Regions from separate parts of the Homo sapiens genome. Here region 2 is linked to region 1. The links are chromatin loops, found by intact Hi-C in ENCODE. Cell type or tissue: GM12878. All regions are shown on one strand.

Region 1 (8,000 bases):
TCATATCATTTTCTATGTTCTGTGATTTAGATGAGAAATCCCATTTGAATAATAGTGCTTAATTCTATTAGTATCATAATCAACATTGGACTTATCTAGGCCCAACTTTGAGGTTTTTTTAATAATAATTTCTATAAGGGAAGGGACTGTGCCTTTATCTTTGTATGTTCTGTAACAGCTAATAGATTTATACTTGTGTTAGGAACCCACTGTACATCTTTTGCAATAAAATTAAAACAAGAAATTGTCAGGGGATAGTTCTAATGATGGCTCAAATTTTAACTATCTTAGAAGAAACCAGTCCATAGGTCCCAACCAAGAATTAACTGATTAATAATCAAAACCTATGGATTACTGAAACCCTGGAAAGCTATAAGTTTTAAAATAATGAAGAAATGCATTACATCCATAAACATTAATATTTTCATAGTGGGTACTTTTAAATCAACTTCATAATATATATTATTAAAGTGAACATTTAAGAGAAGCTAATATATTTGATCTATGATTCTACTAAAAATTTTAGGAGGATTTAGCTCATTCAATTAGAAATCAATGTTTAAATGTAGAATGTATGTATTTTAATTTATTAATTGTATAACAGCATTTAAAATGTGTAGGTAATTTTTCAAAAGACTTATTACAACAGTAAGTAAAGCACTCTTGATCATTCTCCTAGATCTTACAGTTAAAAAAAAAAAAAACTAGGAAGAAACATTTGTAAAAAGAAGTCAAAAGAGGCCTTCAAAAGGCTGGGGGATGATTATGCGAACAACACTAATGCCTATGCAATTTTTACAGAAAACTATCTGGAGACTAGAAAAGTTGTTAAGATGGGGAACTTGTCTCCCTACGCACTATCTTGTAAATTATAAGAAGGCAGGGGGTGACTTCAGGGAACAACAGGAAAATAAGGAAGGTTAGAAGAAGCATGAGGGAAAAAAAGAGTTCTGATAACCACTTCACAGGCCTTCACTTTTGAGCTCTCAATGTTTTCAAAAGAAAACAGTGAGAAGATATTTAAGGTCATGATAATGTGACTAAACGAGAAATTTTTATGTTTTAACTTAATTTAGGCATACCTGCACTATATCACAATAATAGTAGCCATGATTTACTGAGCACATATATTTGTGCAGTAACTGGATAAGGTACTTTAATTACATTATTTCCATACCTCATAAAAATCCTACAAGGCAGCTATTATCAGCCTATTATAAAGAAACTAATGCTCAGAACAATTAAATAAAGTTAAGACATATAAAAAAGATGAGATTCAAACTTAAATTTTTATTATTTCAAAGTTCTTTCCACTATATTAACAACTTCTCATATGATAAAGTTATAAAGTGTTCATACCACAGAGCTCACTATAATGATTAAGTATAGGATTTAAGAATAAGCCTTGAAATAACTGAATTCATGAAAATAAAGTGACCATTTATGAACCACACAGAAAATTTCATACATCTCATTTTAGAGATAAAAGAGATACAGGCTATCAAGACACTCACCCTGACAATAAGGATCCATTTGATCAAGGAAAGGCCAAATCCGCAGATAGCACCATACCTTCCAGCTATGGTATTGGTGATACAGAAGGATAAACAAAATCCAAGCCAGTTGAAAATAAATGCCACTAAAAGCAACAGAAACCGTTCTTTTATAAACCACAATTTGGAAACAAATTAACATAGACATATTAATAATATTTCATGGCTCAATGGAAACAGCAGCTCCCTTTCTTTTAACTCTGCCAATTAAGCCTTCTTTATAGACTATAGCCTACTTTTTGCAAATGGCTTATTTGCTATACTGTATATCAACAAATGGGTAAGCTTGGTTTCTTGTCAGTTTGGCCAACAGGAATCCATTCCTGAAAGCTTATCATTAATGGTTGTAACTGCAGTTATAAACTAGCTTAAAACCAGATCACAATGTATCTCACATGTGGTTCCACCCAAGAAGTCCAGCCTAAGCAATCAGCCAACAAAATTGGCTTTTTAAAAAAGGTAAAGCAGGCCAGGCACAGTGGCTCATGCCTGTAATCCCAGCACTTTGGGAGGCCAAGGCAGGGGGATCAGCTGAGGTCAGGAGTTCGAGACCAGCCTGGCCAACATGGTGAAACCCTGTCTCTACTAAAAATATAAAAATTAGCCGGGTGTGGTGGTGGGCACCTGTAATCCCAGCTACTTGGGAAGCTGAGGCAGGAGAATTGCTTGAACCTGGGAGGTAGAGGTTGCAGTGGGCCAAGATCACGCCACTGCACTGGAATGTGGGCAACAGAGCAAGACTCCGGCTCAAAAAAAAAAAGGAAAAAAAAGGTAAACAAAACAATAAAATTGAATACTTGACAAATACTTTATGGGTTTCCTCAGCTGTAATTACAATTCTTAGATGTTCCTTTTCTGAATTTACTTATGCTATGTAATGTCATGTAAAAGCTATATAAAAAACAGCTTTTTGTGGACAGAATAAGACATCAATGTTTTGTTTTCCAAGATGTGTCAAGATGTGTAGTGTCCAGATAACCCCTTTAAAAACTGTAACTTTTTGACTTGTATATGGTAGGTGCTCAAAAGAATAAACTGAATAAAGATGCTTAACATCAATTGTTAGGGAAATAAAAATTAAACCACAATAAGATACCATCACCAAACTATTAGAATGTCTGAAAAAAAAAACAAAAAACAGAACAACACAAAAAAACCATCAACACCAAATACGGGCAAGGACACAGAGCAACAGGAACTCTCATTCATTGCTGGTGGGAATGCAAAATAGTACAGCCACTTTGGAAGACAGTTTGGCAATTTCTTACAAATCAGAATTCACATTTCAAAACACCCTTCTAATTATTTTAAGGTTACAAATACCTTCTCTTTCTGTTTCCCTCAAGTCTAAAATGATAATAATGCAGGTGATTACTTATTATCATGGCATGCTGATGTGAAGATTCACACACGGTACAAATGGCTAAACCTCAGAAGAAAAGTTTTCTAAACAGGATCAAATAAGAGCCCATTACATTTTGAAGTACTAAAATTTAAGGTCATTTCCATAGACTGTCAATTATCCATAAACTTTTCATTTCTAGTATTTGGCAAATAACCAAATTCTGTTCCATTCTCTTAGAAAATTTCTTAAAAATAAGATCAGAGATATGCACATTAGGCATGTATCTGAGGCATTTTATGGTAACACTTTAAAAGGATTTTGAGAAGCAAAAGCATTATTACAAACATTTCTTCTTTTACATTTTCTGAACAAGAATATGCAATTATCTTACCAAATTTAAGTGTAAACTTTTTTTAGGTTATGTGAGGTAAAACACTGAAAATAAAGAAGGAAAGAATTAAGCCACCAAAAGGTTTTAATTGAAATAGTCTTATTGATATTCACTGTAATTTTACTTGTGCAAGTTATATAACCTGAAATGCTTAAGTTATAATTAAACCACACTAAAAATAAAATCTATTTCTGGACCTTTTTACCCACAGTAGCTATTAGATATTTAAGAAACACGGAAAATATAGCAAGTTGCAATTTGAAAAACAGCCACTAGATGGTAGTGATGACAAACAAATCTATGCTTATCAAGCAAATAAACTCTAGGCCTATAGCCTGCCAGAAAAAAAAATCAGGAAATACAGGTAAAAATATAAATTTACTGTTATAATGTTGGTACAATATTTGTAAAACAGGAAGCATTAAATATATAAGTTGTGGAAACAATTTAGTAAAAATTTAGTAAAATATATATTAAATCTATTAAATATAAATATATACATTTACATTATATTAACTAATATACTACCACTGGCTAAGAATAAAGTCATCCAGTGTGTCTAAGTTACCATGCATTTATAACACATCAGTGAAAGGGCTTCAAATCTAAAAAATTAAAATTAAAAAGAAGATACTGGTGGTAAGTGAAATAAACGGAGAAATAAGACTTCTGAGTTGCATAATTAGAAGGTGTCAAATAACATGTTTTTATTCCCCAGAACCAGGTATTTATACTAAAAATAATACAATATATTTAGATCCTTTCCTTTCTAATTAAGGTTTCTTAAAAGGTATAATAACAATGAAAGTAATGAATGTTTAAGCTACTCTTTTTTGTAAACAAACTGTGAGAAGTTTGTTATTAAAATGTTATTAATATATAGGATTACCAGTTAAACCAAAATTAAGATAAAAACCAAGGTTCACAGGACTAATATTACAAAACAGCACTCATTTGTAACCACAGTTTATTTCCTTTTTATTATACCTAACATTATATAACTAGAAATTGTAACTAAAACCAATTTAAGATTTAAATCTTGCATATACATTAGCTGGTTGACAACGTGAACATTACAATTAGTAAATTTGAGGAGCTGTCTGCCCTCCTTGCTCATTCCCCTCCCCGTCTTTTCTTCAGCAGATGAAAATAGAAGGGAAGCAAGAAACCATTTCAAACTTGGAGGACAGGGTTTACATGGACTTTCAGACTCAAAAGTGACAACTCACGAAGGCTGTATTTTCTACTTTTTAAAGCTGAATGTGGCACTTTAAATAAGTAAATTATTTCTCGGTTTTATGATCATAATAAAGCTTTTAACTAAATTGAATTAAATCAGCATTCTATCCAAGAATGAAAGCTTGATCATTTAACCAGATTGAGGGCAGAAATTAACTATATCATAGACTAATAAACTTACTTAAATGAATATTGGGTTTCTACCACTGGCTTTAGTAATTTAAACAGTTGATTGGGCATCTTATTATTTAATGAGTTTACTATGTCAATCCCTGTATTATGAATTGAAATAATGAAGACTTTGACACAGTCTTCCCTCAAGAAGATTAAATTTACTTTATAAGTCAAATACTAAGAATTCTGCAAGATGTTAAAATGTTACTGTTTCTGATCTTCTAACTACTTAACATTCCCCCAAATAAGACTTATACTTTCATAACTGTCTGTCCCAAGTGACACTGTTCCAGTTGCCCAGAATATCTGTTTTTCCAATCCTTCTTCTAGCTTAAGGACACTCAAATGGAAATCCTCTGCCCCAATAGTGCAATTTATAGTTTCATTCTATACGCTCCTACAGAGCTGAATGGGCACCAATATAGCAGTATTTCTCTTTAAAAATCTGAAATAGCTTAAATATGCTTATGTACTTTTACATGTCAGCATCTTCATAATGGCTGCAACGCATAAATTTATCCAACAAGAGTTTGATAAATTCTAGGATTTGTATTTAAACATATGATCACAGTATTCATTAGTCCAATATCAGGAACAATTTACATTTTAAGAAAGGTAGACATATGCTAACAATATTTGCTTCTCTTCACTATGTTACTTTAATACACATACAGCCAATTCATAAAAACAACCCAAAATAGTTTAGGAAGATTACTTACTGAAAAATGCCAGCATGAAAATGCCATCATTCCCCACTCTGAGCTGGTCTGCATCACTGAAGTCATCTCTTGGTGGACACTCTTCCTCCTGAATCTGTAAATATGTAACATTGGAATAGCTCACTAAAAATTACAACTTTATCATCTTAAATGTAAGCATAAGAACTTCAGCAACATCTAATGTTCTCAATTTGTTGTATAGACAAATGCAATAATGAGTACAATGTCTGGCACAGAGTAATCAATAAGCATTAGCAACTAATATTTTTTCACAGTCACATTTGAAAAGAGTAACTTTAAAGATAAACACAAAAAAGATAAAAGATGAATAACATCAAACTCATAAAAATGGTATCAAGAAGATACATGTGACAGTGCTCCATTAGTAATGACTGGGAAATAAGAACTTTCATAACCAGTGGTGGAGTATAAATTGGTACAACTTATATTGTTGGCAATTTTGCAATAATTATCAAAAATAAAAATGTGCATACCCTATGATCCAGCAATTCCAGTTCTTAAAATACACTGCACATATATATATATGTATACACACACACACATATTCCCTCTTATAAAAATGATGTATTAAAGATAATTCATTCCAGCAATGTTAATAAGAGCAAAAGATTAGATACAATCTAAATGCCCATCAACAGCAGACTATGTTAGGAGACAATTCTCCCCAAGTCTATCATGTTTCTACATGTCTTCCAGGTAGAGGCATTGGTGGCCTTTTTTCTGGAAAAGCTGCCGGCATTCGATGCCAGTCCCTCAAGCAGCCACAGAGCTGTACACTGCAAAGCCTCAGGGGCAGAGCTACCCAAGGCCTGGGAAGCCCACCCCTTGTACCAGTAAGCCCTGGATGTGAGACGTGGAGTCAAAGATTATTCTGGCCAGGCGCTGTGGCTCACGCCTATAATCTCACACTTTGGAAGGCCAAGACAGGTGGATCACTTCAGGCCAGGAGTTCAAGACCTGCCTGGCCAGCATGGTGAAACCCTGCCTCTACTAAAAATACAAAAATTAGCCAGGTATGGTGGCACATGCCTGTAATCCCAGCTACTCAGGAGGCTGAGGCATGAGAATCGCTTGAACTCGGGAGGTAGCAGCTGCAGTGAGCCGAGATCACACCGCTGCACTCCAGTCTGGGCGACAGTGAGACCGTCTCAAAAAAATATTATCTTGGAACTTTAGGATTTAATGACTGTCAGGCTTGGTTTCGGTCTTCCATGGGGCTTGTATCCCCTTTTGTTGGCCAATTTCTCCCTTTTGGAACCAGCATATTTACCCAATGCCTATAGTGCCATTTTATCTTAGAAGTAATTAGCTTGTTTTTGATTTTACAGGCCCGTGGGTGGAAGGGACTTGCCTTGTCTCAGATGAGGCTTTGGATTGTTGACTCTTTGAGTTAATGCTGGAATAAGATTCTGGGGGACTCTTGGGAAGGCATGGTTGTATTTTGAAATGTGAGAAGGACATGAGATCTGGGAGAGGCCAGGGACAGAATTATATGGTTCGATCTGTGTCCCCATCCAAATCTCATATTCAACTGTAATCCTCAACTGTTGGAGATTGGGCCTGGTAGGAGGTGATCGGATCATGGGGGTGGTTTCTAATGGTTTCACATCATTTTCCTGGGCGCTGTTCTCATGAGAGTGAGTGAGTGCATTATTGTTTTTTCTGAGATCTGGTTGTTTAAAAGTGTGTGGCATCACCCCTTCACTCTCTCTCTTCCTCCTGCTCCAGCCATGTAAAATGGGCCTGCTTCCCCCTCACCTTCCGCCACAATCGTAAGTTTCCTGGGGCCTCCCCAGAAGCTGCTATGCTTCCTATACAGTCTGCAGAACTGTAAGTCAATTAAACCTCTTTTCTTTATAAATTCCCCAGTCTTGGGTATTTCTTTATAGCAGTGTGAAAATGGACTAATACGGTACACATCATCTCAGTTGAGTGTGAATAACTCAATTTTGTGAGGCCAAGTCTGAGAAGCTAGGGCTCTGCTCAATATCACATAATTAGGAGGGTCAAAGTGGAACTTGAATCCAGGACACTGATGTTGTTTCCACACAATCATGGTAGTCTCACTAAGCATACTGCTATCCTGAAATAAAAAAACTTTCAAAACCATTTTATATTGCTTATTATTCGGGCACAAAGATCCCTTAAATTGTGCAATCATATATCATAGGTAAACTCAATATACTAAATTTAATGACTGGCCATGACTAAGTGCATATTTATAAAATTTTAAATAATTTCAAATTAATTCAAGAAATAAACATTAAAGCACAGTAAGAACAAAAAATTGTCAGTGTGATGGCAAAAATATATTTCATACTGTGTATTTTAAAACATCAGTCCAGGCCAGGTACAGTGGCTCATGCCTGTAATCCCAGCACTTTGGGAGGCCGAGGTGGGTGGATCACTTGAAGTCAGGAGTTCAAGACTAGCCTGACCAACATGGCGAAACCCATCTCTACTAAAAATACAAAAACAAATTAACCAGATGTGGTGGCGTGCTCCTGTAGTCCCAGCTACTCAAGAGGCTAAGGCAGGAGAATCATTTGAACTGGGGA
Region 2 (8,000 bases), 550 kb after region 1:
ATCTGAATAAAGTTTATGAATGTTGAAAACTTATTTTTACATATTTTTGTCTTATTTCATTACTAACTTTACTCGAAGGAAACTTGCATCTGCTAATGAGAAGTTTACTCCCAGCATGATTATCTCATAGCTACAAGATAATCATGTATATTTTCTAATTCATTTCCCAGAATTTATCTAAATTGAATCATTGGTTTCATCATGTTTTTTCACATTGAACCAAAATGAGGAAATTTGATTAAGAATCTTGAACATCATAAAATATGAGATTAGTATACACCGTTTAGAAATAAAGAGGACACTTTTGAGAATAAAAGGAGTGTTACTTACAATTATGTCCAAACACTAGAGCTAAACCAAGACTGTTCAAATAAACTGGGACATCTTTTCACTCTAACATTAGAGTATGTATATTCTGTAACTCTCTCTTGAATTATTTCCTACTTTTTCTGAATTATGTAACCTGCAGTGGGTCCCTAAAAAAAAAAAAAGGTAATGGTAGGTAACATTTTTGGAGTCCTAATATGTTTAAATATATATTTATTCTACTCTCAGACCCCACTGAGAATGCTAAATAATACAAAATTTAGGGTTTATGGTCATTTTGCCTTAGAATTTTGAAAGCAATTTTTCCTCTTCTTCTAGTCTCCAATATTGCTTTTGGGAAATTCAATGCCATTCTAATTCTTTATTCTCTATATGCGATCTATTGTTTTGTCCTAGGTTTTTTTCTTATCCCTTTTTTTTCTTTCCTTTCTTTCTTTCTTGAAGTATTTAAGATATTGTGTTTATCCTCAGTGTTCTGAAAATTCATGATAATGTGCCTTGGTAATGCATTGGTTTGGTCTCTCTTTTTTATTAATTGGGCTGGGTACTTGCAATATTCTTATAACCAGGAGACAAATGTCTTGTCTTTCAGTTCTGAATGTTTTTCCTGTTATTTCTTAGGTACTTTCATTTGCTCTATTTCTCTTAATCTCTCTAGACCTTCTATTAATAAAATATGGTGTCTTCTCATTTGACTAATTTTTAAAATTTGTACACTTTCCATTTCTTTGTGTTTTTTTGATATACTTTGAGGACTTTTTCTTACCTTTATCAACCTTTCTGTCAAATTGTCATTTTGCCTTTCTTATTCTTAATTTATAATAGCTCTTTGTGATTCTCTGATAGTTTCTTTTCACAGCACCCCGTTCTTGTTTTATGAACACAATACCTGTTGTTAACTCTCCAAAGATATTTTTAATTCTTCTGTTCTCTGTGTTGTCTTTCTGCTCTGAATTCTTTTCTTGTATTATTGTTTTATAATATTTTCATAATGGAGGCTTTAACCCAATGCCCAGTGATCCCTCGTTGCTTGTTAAGGTTTATGAATGAGGCATTAAAAGCAGATTGGAGGCTCCAAATTTGTGGATGGGACTTGTGCACCTAAGGGCTTGACTGTGGGCTCAACAGGAAGCAACATGACCCTTTCACTGGAAGATCTCTAAAAGTCAGACCAGTTCCACTACAGAAGACTCCTTCAGCTTCCTGCTGGTTGGTGGGGGTATTCTACGAGCCTGCTTTCTCTTAAAGGAATTATTCTGTTATCAGCTCCACACCCCAATCCTGACCGCCTTTGTTTCTATTCTACCTGAATCTGGGAACACTCTGCCCAGTTTCTCCCAGAAAATAAAACTCCAATCTCCTTGGGAGATTCTATGACCATACGTACAATTTTAGCCCAAGCATGTCTTTTTGGCTTTGTACCCATCAGATACCTGATGTTTCCAGTGCAGAATCTCTCAGGGGTTTATTGGGCAATCTAGCTCATCTGTGTTGCTGCCCGCCCTGTGCCAGCAGGTATGTTCTACTTCTACTCTGCTCTACCCTACTCTACTTCCACTCTGGTAAGTCTGTTACCCCGTGGGTTAAATCCATTACCCTCCATCTACTTCCTATCTTTAAAAAATATGATAAAATCTCTCTTCACATTTTTATAATTTCAATATCAGTGGGTAATATGCTCTAAAAATCAGGTCTTGCTCTGATTACTAAATTCAGTGGATGAACAATGCAATGGGTTGGATATCTGCTGATGGCCAAATTTCAGCCATTGTTTCAAGACAACTGAAAACACGGAGTTCAGGCAAAAATTCAGATCTGAGATCTGAAACCAAATACTTTTAACTTCACAAGATCCTTGCTGACGTATCAAAGCAGGCAGCTCCGGCAAACAGGATGTTGCGTATCTTGAATCAGAAAAGAAATTGGAAAAGAGGTGGTGAGTTTGCAGAGAAAAAAAACTAAGTAAAATACAGACCTGCAGTGTTAGCAATTGACATTTAAAAAAAAAAACTTAAATGATGAGCTTGTAGTTTTAATATCACTGCTCTATCCAACCCTCTGAATCTTTTTATCATACCTAAAGAATTGTTCATTTATCTTTCAGGAATACATTAGAGTAGGAGACTTTTCCCATAGGCAAAACCATTATACATATTTGCAAATGTCTTACATAATGATGCAAATACTATGCACAGAGATGTTTTGATGAAAGGTAGAAACAATGCAGCAATTTTCATTTCATTTCATTAGCTATCATAGCTCCAAGTAAAGAGAGTTTTCTTTGTTGTTTATGCTTTTTCAAATGTTAAAAACGCGGATATTTAGAATTCATGGCACTGCCTGTAAAGAGAAAATCAAGTTATCTGATGGAAAATATTTGTTTCTGATCTGATGGAAAATAGATGTTTCATCTCATACTCATATTTGTGGTTACTATTTCTAGTAACTTTATTTAAAATATCTGCTTATTCAGAAATTATAGCTAGGTTTTTATTGGATTTCAAAACTATTTCCAATATATTGTAGAGAGAAAAATATGTATATGTCAGCTGCAGATACAAAATAAAGAGTTGTCTTCTTATTTCTCTTATTTTGGTCAACTCAGGTTTAAACTTTTATTTTTGCAGCAGAAGCTTAAATACAATTACTTACATTGGACCTTAGCTGTCAATGTGAAAAAATAAACAAAAGTCCCAGCCATTTAGTGCCTGCTTTGCATCTACATAAGAATTCCCCTTTCAATACACCCCTGCTCCTGGCAGCTTATTATGGCCATTGTTTAATTTGTGCTCTGTTTTTACAGATGACACTTGTACAGGTCCCTTGGGGCAGCTGATAGAAGTCAGGCTCATCTCTTTCCCTTGTGTCAATTCTTTTGTGAACCTTTATAATTAGCCACTTAACAAATTGAGGGAAATGAACCTTCAGCTGCAAAGTATATTCTGAAGTTAAGTCAACCATATGACAGGCAAAACCGATACACGAAAATCTCCTTAACTCAATTGTTGAGTTGCCTCAAGGGTTAAGAGGGATTCTACCAGTAATAGCCTAAAAGAGAGGCATTAGGAGCAATGTTTTTGATGGTTCTCTACCTAAATGCCTCTTAGCCTTCTCAAGAAACAGCACATATTAGAAAAAGGGACGTATTTAAAAGCATTTTGGCTACTTCTTTTTTAAATCTTTTGTTTGGCAGGAGAAAAATGTCAAAAGCCTGATTTTTGAAAGAAACAAGATCTCTAGGCTTCAACCTTACAGGTTAAATGCAAATAAATAAAGTTTACATCTTCTGGGCTGAAGTATTTGCGTACTGAAAATGATATAATGTAGATTAAGATATTAATGAATTTGTTTTCAGAATCTGTAATAGGGACCCTAAGAGCAGGGTGCTATCATTACAAACTCTTCCCTTTTTATTACTAATTAGACTTCTAAATGTGAGTGTAAATGTACCTCAGAGAGTATGTATTAAAAAGTTGCATATGCATAAGAGATCATTTCAAATTCATTTTCCAACAAAAACTTCAACTTTGATATTTTCTCATGTTCCCATTTATATCACATTAACGTAATCTTTTGTATTTAATTTATAAATTCCGTTGTGATCATTCAATCAAGGTATTTACTTTGGGGAACTATCTGATATCTTAATCCCCAGTTCAACAACCAACAGTCAAGTATTATCTATTTAATGTATCCAATTATTTATCAGTGATTCTTTTTCAAGTTATACGTGTATTTTCTCAAAAGTGTATAATAAAATATATCTGGTTTAGTGGCATACCCAAATCAAAAATATATATGGTACCTTTTATGCAGAGCTGGGGAGATATAAGTGAGGGTTTAGAGTATTAGAAGATCAAAAATTTTAATATGCTGTGTAACATTAAGATACTAGAATTCTTTGTATCTTGAGAATAATAAAACAGAGCACAATAATATTTTTGTATTGGTCAGTGAGATTAAGAAAAAAAGACAAAGTTTCACTTCACATAAGCTCAGAGTGTTACTGTAAACAAAACCTTTATTTTTATTATGATATAGATCTCAAATATCTTAATTATAGCTTATAGCAACCTGTCATTTGTTTTGTAGACTATCAAATTGTCTGTAGTCTATTGAAGTTATGTTTGATATTGCTCAATGAAGGCTGCATCTATAGTAGGACTGTTAATTTATGCATGTCTATCTTTTTAATAGATGATATGATGAGAAGAACCCCTTATTATATAATCGACAGTATGTCAGGCACTGTTCTAGGCACTTTACACGTATTAATTCATGCATTCCTCATTGAAACCCTATTGAGGGTATGTGATACGGTTTAGCTGTGTCTCCATCCACATCTCATCTTGAATTCCCATGTGTTGTGGGAGGGACCAGTGGGAAGTAATTGAATCATGGGGCAAGTCTTTCTCATGCTGTTCTTGTGATAGTGAATAAGTCTCACAAGATCTGATGGTTTTAAAAGGAGGAGTTCTCCTGTGCAAGCTCTCTCTCTTTGCCTGCTGCCATCTATGTAAGACACGACTGGCTCTTCCTTGCCTTCCAGAATGATTGTGAGGCTTCCCCAGCCACGTGGAACTTTAAGTCCAATTAAACCTCTTCCTCTTGTAGATTGCCCAGTATGTCTTCATCAGCAGCGTGAAAACAGACTAATACAGTGAATTGGTACTGAGAGTGGGGCATTGCTGAAAAGATACCCGAGAACGTGGAAGCAACTTTGGAACTGGATAATAGGCAGAGGTTGGAACAGTTTGGAGGGCTCAGAAGAAGACAGAAAAATGTTGGAAAGTTTGGAACTTACTAGAGACTTGTTGAATGGCTTTGACAAAAATGCTGATAGTGATATGAACAGTAAGGTCCCAGCTGAGGTCGTCCCAGATGGAGATGAGGAACTTGTTGGGAACTGGAGCAAAGGTGACTCTTGTTACATTTTAGCAAAGAGACTGGTGGCATTTTGCCCCTGCCCTAGAGATTTGTGGAACTTTGAACTTGGGAGAGATGATTTAGGGTGTCTGGTGACAGAAATTTCTAAGTAGCAAAGTATTCAAGAGGTGACTTGGATGCTGTTAAAAGTATTCAGTTTTATAAGGGAAACAGAGCATAAAAGTTTGGAAAATTTGAAGCCTGAAAATGCGATAGAAAAGAAAATCCCTTTTTCTGAGAAGCAATTCAAACTGGCAGCAGATATTTACTTAAGTAACGAGGAGTCAAATGTTGATCCCCAAGACAACAGGGAAAATGTCTCTAGGGCATGTCAGAGGTCTTCATGTTAGCCCCTCCCTTCACAGGCCCAAGGCCTAGGAGGAAAAAGTGGTTTCATCGGCTGCATCCAGGTTCCCCATGCTGTGTGCAGCCTAGGGACTTGGTGCCCTGCGTCCCAGCTGCTCCAACTGTGGCTGAAAGGGGCCACTTCAAGTCCAATTAAACCTCTTCTTTTGTAAGTTGCTCAGTCTTGGGTATGTCTTTATTAGCAATGTGAAAATGGACTGATACAGTATGAGATAGGTACTCTTATCATTCCCACTTTACAGATGAGGAAACTGAGACTAGGGAGGACAAGGTCACATGAGCAGAAAGTGGCAGCACTGGAATGTGAACCTGAGAGCCTGGCCCCAGAGTCTGTGCTCTCGACCACTGGGCTATGGTAATTCATTTCCCTGATGTATTAATAGCTCTGCTGATCAAACTGTGTTTAGTATCACATAATTAGCTCCAGAAACCCCTATAGCAGTTCTCCTTGGTTAGAAACATTTTAACCTATCAGAAGCCTTCCTTCCCAAATAGTTGATAAGAATAGATAGCTATTATCCAAGGGTGAAGTCAGCTAGTAGTAATGTGACCATATAATTTATTGTGTCAGCGGGGCACTTTTAAGAAGAAAGTAAGGTGCTGTTAATAATTACACACCTGGGCAACTGACAAAAACTGGGACTGTCCTGATCAAATCTGGGCATATAATCAGCCTAGTAGCATACCTCAAAGTCAGAAGCTCAGCTTTCTTATAATGCAGACAGAAGGACAGGTGGCAATCCTGCCAATTCTCCTGATGGCCTTACAAAATAAGTGCAAATACTATATGAAGATAGAGTCACCTCACTGACCTTCTACTTTGTACATCACAATTCTATTTTAAATTTAGCTTGAGAGTCCTAGGTAGGCCTACCTCTTAGAAATTGTCAAAATGAGCCAGCACTCTGGCCACCCTTAAAAGAAGTCTTAGTCTCTCAGTTTACCAGTGGGAAAACATTTAACAATCTTTGCAGGGTGAGGGGCTCAGGAGGGGGTAGTTATTTGGTCAGTGAATGTCCCCTGCTATCTCCTTGTTAGTATCATCTACCACTCACTGGTCATAGCCTTGGATGATTATCTTAGTCCATTAACTATCATCATAGTCACTAGGTGATAAGGGATACTAAGTACCATTCCCCTCAACTCACTGGAGCTGCTGATGGCTTCGCAGAAAGCAGGATACCTAGTACTTGTTTAACCCTGATTGCTGATTATGCATGCATAAATGAATGAATAAACATGGGGAAAAGACTATTGCCTCCTTGACATTATTAGTAGCAGTAACACACTGAGCTGCTAACAGGATTATAGGTGGTGCTTTCATAGCCTTTCATGTTTAAGGAAATAGGTTATAAAATATTTGAACTGAAAGTCAAGTTGCCCATATAAAATAGAAAATCTACAATATTTATGCCTATGTGGCCTATGTGGCCTATTAGAATAAATTAATTTTGGTGGTAAGGCTGCTAAGACACCTATAATTTGATGATAATATTCCTTATGTTCAAAATGTTGTTCCAACTTTGATGGCTTGAAGAAGGAAAAGTCCAATTCCACAAACAGTGAGCGTGCCTAAAATGTTTCCACCTCTGGACTTTTGTTGGTTCCTCCCTGCTTAGAATGTCTTTGCTGACTTTCCTTGGGACTCAGGTTCAAGTTTAACTTCTTTTGTGGTTGTTTCCTCCATTACCACAATCCATGATAAATTCTCATCCACTGGAATCCTGTAACATATTTTGTCTGTTCCACAGTAAAAGACACAATATGTGCTGCTTGAATTGGTAGGCACATATTTATTTGTATAATAAGTTCTATAATGAGGTTTTCACAGAACAGGTTATGTGTGTGTGTGTGTTCCTGCTTACTGATAGATATTGAGAAGTGTTGCAGGATTAATTATTGCTTTCATTGTAACAAATCATCAGATAGCAATGGTGAGGGAGAAAAATTTTAGCTTACACCTACCTCTAACTATTAGAAGCTTTGTGTATCTACCTAGAAGAACTTAGTAATTGCAAATGCCTAAATGGGCTCAGATAAGTAACAAGACTATTACTAAAAGACACAGGGACTTAGTGTTATAATTTTTATTAATAATGCTATGTGATTGCTCGGTTTATATGTGAGTGCTAGATTTATATAGTTTATTTCTATTAATGGCTGACAGAACATATGCATAAATTATATATATTTACAGCATTTATTATATAAATAAATGCAATCTTTTATAGTAATTCAAGGCAGCATATGTGTTGTTAATCAGAACGACGTGGATAATAGGAAATATAGGAGTGCAGATAAGTGATAGATTACTATGAAGTTTAAAGTTCTTTTCTGCTACTAAAGCAACCTCTAAGGATATAAGAATACCCACTTAATAT

Evidence for each region. A loop is a pair of places that touch in the nucleus more often than their neighbours do. Peaks named below come from ENCODE experiments on the same cell type or tissue, not always from the same donor. Only the 100,000 strongest peaks of a DNase experiment are listed, where the experiment ranks them.
Region 2: it touches region 1 in a loop (2.8-fold over the local background); 5 of 110 quality-filtered maps call a loop at or near these places.

Annotation. Positions count from the first base shown.
Region 1 is chr13:79,537,197-79,545,196 of GRCh38, reverse strand. It overlaps NDFIP2 (Nedd4 family interacting protein 2), which reads right to left. Exons shown (of 8, transcript NM_019080.3): 4 at 5,422-5,515; 5 at 1,515-1,639. Among named protein-coding and RNA genes, the nearest start is that of LINC01068, 26 kb to the left of the region's middle. In GM12878, a CTCF peak has its summit at 3,563 (motif pointing right); a DNase peak (open chromatin) is centred at 3,516.
Region 2 is chr13:78,989,183-78,997,182 of GRCh38, reverse strand. No RefSeq gene overlaps it. Among named protein-coding and RNA genes, the nearest start is that of LINC00331, 150 kb to the right of the region's middle. In GM12878, no CTCF peak of the experiment used is centred here; a DNase peak (open chromatin) is centred at 3,172.